Linked DNA regions of Homo sapiens: region 1 is linked to region 2. The links are chromatin contacts, found by Hi-C or POLR2A ChIA-PET in ENCODE. All regions are on one chromosome and are shown on one strand. Each heading gives the region's core, a stretch centred on a gene start or an enhancer-like site at or near the end of the contact. The rest is flanking DNA. Distances are from core to core; before and after follow the strand shown.

Region 1 (2,700 bases), core at 62-2,561, 67 kb before region 2:
ATTTTCTAGTCTTTTCTTGTCTGAAAGTAGACTGCTATGCCTTTCACCAAAAAAAAAAAAAAAAAAGGCTGTCTTGAAGAAACCAAGGACACTAGTCATATAATCTACTCTTCCAAAAATATTTGTACTTTCTCACAAATTATCCAAAAATTCAACAAGAAATTATCCTTCATTTTCATAACATGTTGAAGCCTTATTTTACCAAAGAAAAAACTGAAAATAATAAATTCATGAACTCAGATGTTTATTATTTTTATTCTATACTATGTATTTACTCTTTTCTCCCTGAGATCCCAAATTTAGTCAGCACAGGACTGTCACATTGTTACAGACAACAGGACAGGTGGTAATTAAGTTTGAAGGAGAAAACAAGACCATATAAATACTAGAAGAAAATACAAGGTCATACCTTTATAGTGCTGGAGGAGAGAAGGCCTTTCAAATTATGACCTCAAATCCAGAATTCATTAAAAGTTTTATAAATTCAACTTCATCAACAGATATAGACAAGACATACAAAACTTTTGTATTATTTAAAACACTATAATCCAAAGCAAATTACAAAACTCTCAAATCATGTACATCACAGAGAGAATATATGGAAGCTCCTTAAAACTAAGTAGTAGAAAACCGGCACCCAACAGAAAAATGGACAAATATGAACCTGATGTTTATAAGTTAAAAGAAAAAAAAAAACAGATGTCCCTTAAATATATGAAAGCATAGTCAATGTCTCTCAAAATAAATCTGATTTTGGGATCAGAACAAAGGAATAACAAACCCAAAACTACACCAAGATATAATTTTTAACCTATAATATACATGACAAGAACGTAAAATTTACAACTCTATTGGCAAGTTTGTGAAAAAAAATAACTTCTCTAATATGTTGCTATTGGGTGTAAAATAGTGAGACCCTGTGGAGGCAACTTGAGAATGACCATTAAAATAAAAATGCCTTCACTGTTGATTTATTAGTCTCTACTTCTGAGAATTTATTCTGCTAATTTACATGCATGTATACAGTATGATATATGTAAATGTGAATTCATTATAATACTTTCTTTATAATAGCAATAGACTGAGAAAACAACAACAAACATCTAGCATTAGGGGCATATTATATAATTGACTATCTTCCTATTGATACATTTTTTTTCTGTTATCACTTTTTTCTCAACATAATATGCCCCAGCCTTGTTCTAGAAGGCAAATCACATAAACTGGCCTGTGAACACATGGAATTCTGGGACTAAGACCAGACAGAGTCACAAATGGTTGCCTGGAAAATATCAGAACAGAACTCACACAAGCTCCCTGCTCTCAGGAGAATCTGGCACAGCACCATCACCAACTCAGAGGGAGGGAAGCAACCTTGAGTCAGCTCCCAGGCAGTAATGAGTGTTCAAGGGAGATATAACTCTAAGGAAAAGGATTGAGGTCAAGGAATTAGAAGAAACAGATGGAAGAATCATTTGAACCATATCCAGGTCTTTTGAAAATGATGAGACAGAAGAGAAAGCGAAAATTGCTTCAGACAGTTTTGCTGAGAAATTTGTCTCAGATAAATTTTGGAGTAAGGTCAGAGACCTAAGATAAGAAAACCCCTAGGCAGAGGTGGGAAAAAATAGAAAAAAGAAAACGAAAAGAGCAAATACATTCTTCCTTCCTATCTTCCACTTGCCAGAGTAGCTTTACTAAGATGCTGCCTGATCATTTCTCTCCAGACACTTTTGCCAATGATATTAATACTATAAAGGAGCATTTCTGGACTTGATTCATTAATGATTAGAAAGCTCGTAACAGATTAGATGACCAGGCTACAGTCTCACCTGCCAGGCAGTGCAGCTGCAGATCTTGGCTGACCATCATGTCAGGTGAGAAAGAGACTAATACAAAATAATTGCTTTTATAAATTGCAAGTTAATCTTCTGCTGATTGATATTCCTGAGTAGAATTACTAACATAGATTTGGGGAAGAAAAAAAGAAGGAAAGACAAAGATAGGCATTAATTATATTTTTGTATGTGCCAGGCAAAATGTCAGCATGTTACTTGTGCTTTCTGTTAATAGTCTCATAAATATCAAAAGTTAGGCATTATCCTCCATTTTGCAGATGAGAAAATTGGGACTTAGAAAAGTTTTTAGTCTTATCTATGATCACATAGAGGCAGAGATCAAATTTGAATGTGAAATGGTCTGATTCTAAAGTTTCTGTTCCTTCTAAACACATTCTATTGTCTCTATTTCAAATGTCAAAAACTTGGGTTTTACCCTATTGGCAACCTAACAGGTTGTCTGCCATGGATGCTGGCAGAACCATGAGACTCCTGGGTCAGGGACAAATGACAGTTTATTACTTACAAAATAGCAATAGCTAGTATGTATCATTTTTCTTATATGAGTTCCTCAGGCCCCAAATACCATAGGTGACATGAAAAGGGGGTGGATGACACCTGCACATGCCATCGGCTCTGTTACAGGAGAAGAACACTGAATTTAAGGAATCTAATTGTTTTATAATGTGCAATGGGCATAACTGCCGTTTGCCCTGGAGAAACACATTTTTCCCTATAAACAGTACAAAAGACCATATCTATCTTCCAAGACTGTTATAAAAATATCCTTGAAAATATTATCTAGAACAAAGACCATCACTGTTTCTGTTCATAAGGTGTACAGAAGTAAAACAGACCTGTG
Region 2 (2,700 bases), core at 8-2,507:
TTGGGAGGCTTAGGCGGATGAATTGCTGGAGCACAGGAATTCAAATCCAGCCTGGCCAACATGGCGAAAACCCACTTCTACCAAAAATATTCTAATCTATCTATCTCTATATATCTCTCTATATATATAAATATATACGTATATTTATGTATATATTTATATACATATACATGTATATGTATATTTATATACATATACATGTATATGTATATTTATATACATATACATGTATATGTATATTTATATACATATACATGTATATGTATATTTATATACATATACATGTATATGTATATTTATATGCATATAAATGTACATGTATATTTATATATATATAAATATACATGTATATACATGTATACATGTATATTTATATATATATAAAAATATATGTATATTTATATATAGTATAAATATATATTTATATATGTATATAAATATGTATAAATATATATTTATACTATATATAAAAATATATATACATATATAAATATATATAAATATATATTTCTAAGAGGTCAAGTTATTGCATGTGAAAATAATACATAAAATACTACAAAAATGTTAGTTAATGTTGGCATATTGTTTTGTATTCTGTCACTGTTTTTTGGTAGATACTCATGAACAATTTTGAGTAATTGCATGAAATATCTAATTCTGACAAATTATAAACATTGAGAGGACTTGGAAAGCTCTCACTTAGTTTTAATGGTATTTCAAAATATCACCACTGTGCTAATATCAACATGAAAAGAATTAACTACAACTAACTATGGATATCCTTCTGAAAGTCTTTTTAAGTTAATTGAATTATTCCAATTGCCTTAGAGAAATATTTAGAGAAATCCTGTAGTGAAACCTTTTTACAAATACAACAAGTATTCCTTCATTCACCTATAATTTATCTGTTGAGTTTGTTTGTTTTAGGTAGACTTTGTAACATACCAGCACTCGCATTAGTGAGTTATATAAACTTTAACCAGGATGTCCAAAAGCAATTGAAATAGTTGTCAGGGAGATGGGAGAGGCAAAAGGTAACTCTGCAGGGGAAAAAATATATAAGCTGAAACTCTTCCAGTGAAGAATTCTAGTACAAGGTGGTTTTTACCTGGAAGCCACTTGATCTAAGGACCAGCATTGCCTAGGGTCTAGAGGCCACATTACAATCTAGGTCAGAGGTCCCTATCCTTTTTGGCACCAGGGACCAGTTTCATGGAAGAGGATGTTTACATGGATGGGTGTGGCAGGGGATAGTTTCAGAATGACTCAAGCACATTACATTTGTTATGCACTTTATTTCTATTATTACACTGTGATATATAATAAGATAATTATGCAACTCATCATCACATAGAATCAGTAGAAGCCCTGAGCTTGTTTTCCAGCAACTAGACAACTAGACAGTCCCAAAGTGGGGGTGATGGGAGACAATGACAGATTATCAGGCATTACATTCTCATAGGAAGCAGGCAACCTAGACCCCTCACATGCACAGTTCAGAATAGGGTTCACACTCCCATGAGAATCTAATGCCACCACTGATCTGGCAGAAGGAAGAGCTCGGGCAGCAATGCAAGTAATGGGAAATGGCTATAAATACAGATGAAGCTTTGCTCACTCAAGCACAGCTCACATCCTACTGTGCAGCCCTAATTCCTAACAAGCCATGACCCAGGGGTTGGGGACCCCTGGCCTACATAATGCTCATCCCCTACATAAATCTATATCTCTTCTGGTTGTTTATGGCCCTCCTTATATGAATGAAGTTTTGAATTTTAAGAACACAGATTCCATTTTATCAGATCCTGCCTTCATGTGGATTAGAGGGTAATCAAAGTTCTGGCAAATGGAGGATCTGATTCAAGCCTTGATACTGCCTAAATAGAGTCCTCTAGGGTCTGTATGGTGTTACATAAGGACAATTAAAATGCACACCAGACAATATAAACTATCACTGTCATAGTCAAAGAAATTTTCTCAGGGGGAACAAAAACAAACCTAAATTGACAGTTTCTTAGTTTTGGTTTTCATCTGGGCCAAGTCGTCCTCACAAAACATCAAAGTAAGTTTCAAATTTGGTTCTAGATAGACTAATCAGTGGGATGCTCAGTGAGGAAGATTAATCCAAATAGGAGAAATGTCAGAATTTTCACATATATCAAAAAATTATACCTTAAAGGAAGGTTAACACGGTCTATTATAGGTTTTTAGATGTATTTGTGTGAATAGGAAAATGGTTTATAATTAGGAAATAAATTATATATAAGTACTTGATGCTTACAAAGTTCACAAGGATCTCCAAAAGCATCTTTATATTTTAATTATTTTAGAATATTTTCTTGTCAATCTACCCTGTGGCATTCATTTTGTGTACCAAACTTGTAATCACAAATTGCAAAATTAAGCTTCCTGTTAAGTGCTATATGAAAGACAATATATTCTAAATTAATAAAATCTCAACTTACATGTGTTAAAATTTAAACACCAAGTTTTCTATAAATATATTCTATACATCTTTATGTAAGGACAAAAAAATAGAAATTGGTGGTAAATTTTAAAACATTGAAACTATCACCAAAACCATTAAATAAAACTGTCAAATATCAGAAAATTTTTTCTATTGTCTGAAAGGCATTCAATTCTGGGCACTTTTCTGGTACTTATAAATAATTTCCATCTGAAGAGATATGTTTCTTACAA

The links. Hi-C counts contacts between places; a loop is a spot of excess contacts on that map. ChIA-PET counts read pairs that join two places held with the same protein, here RNA polymerase II (POLR2A). Pooled maps may share reads with other maps.
Region 1: a loop to region 2 is called in a map of posterior cingulate gyrus, with 4 times the contacts of the local background. The contact joins the promoter of LINC02424 here to the enhancer-like site in region 2. A Hi-C loop is called at or near these places in 1 of 168 maps with a recorded cell type or tissue (posterior cingulate gyrus) and 1 of 50 pooled maps. POLR2A ChIA-PET finds 5 or more read pairs at or near these places in 2 of 52 experiments (H1 and OCI-LY7).

The regions. Positions count from the first base shown.
Region 1 is chr12:78,358,357-78,361,056 of GRCh38, reverse strand. LINC02424 (long intergenic non-protein coding RNA 2424) reads left to right here and starts at 1,311. Exons shown (of 2, transcript NR_135021.1): 1 at 1,311-1,877.
Region 2 is chr12:78,291,753-78,294,452 of GRCh38, reverse strand. No RefSeq gene overlaps it. Among named protein-coding and RNA genes, the nearest start is that of LINC02424, 67 kb to the left of the region's middle. Within about 2 kb of position 1,257, at least 4 of the 41 ENCODE cell types and tissues checked have a DNase peak (open chromatin) inside an H3K27ac peak, as active enhancers do.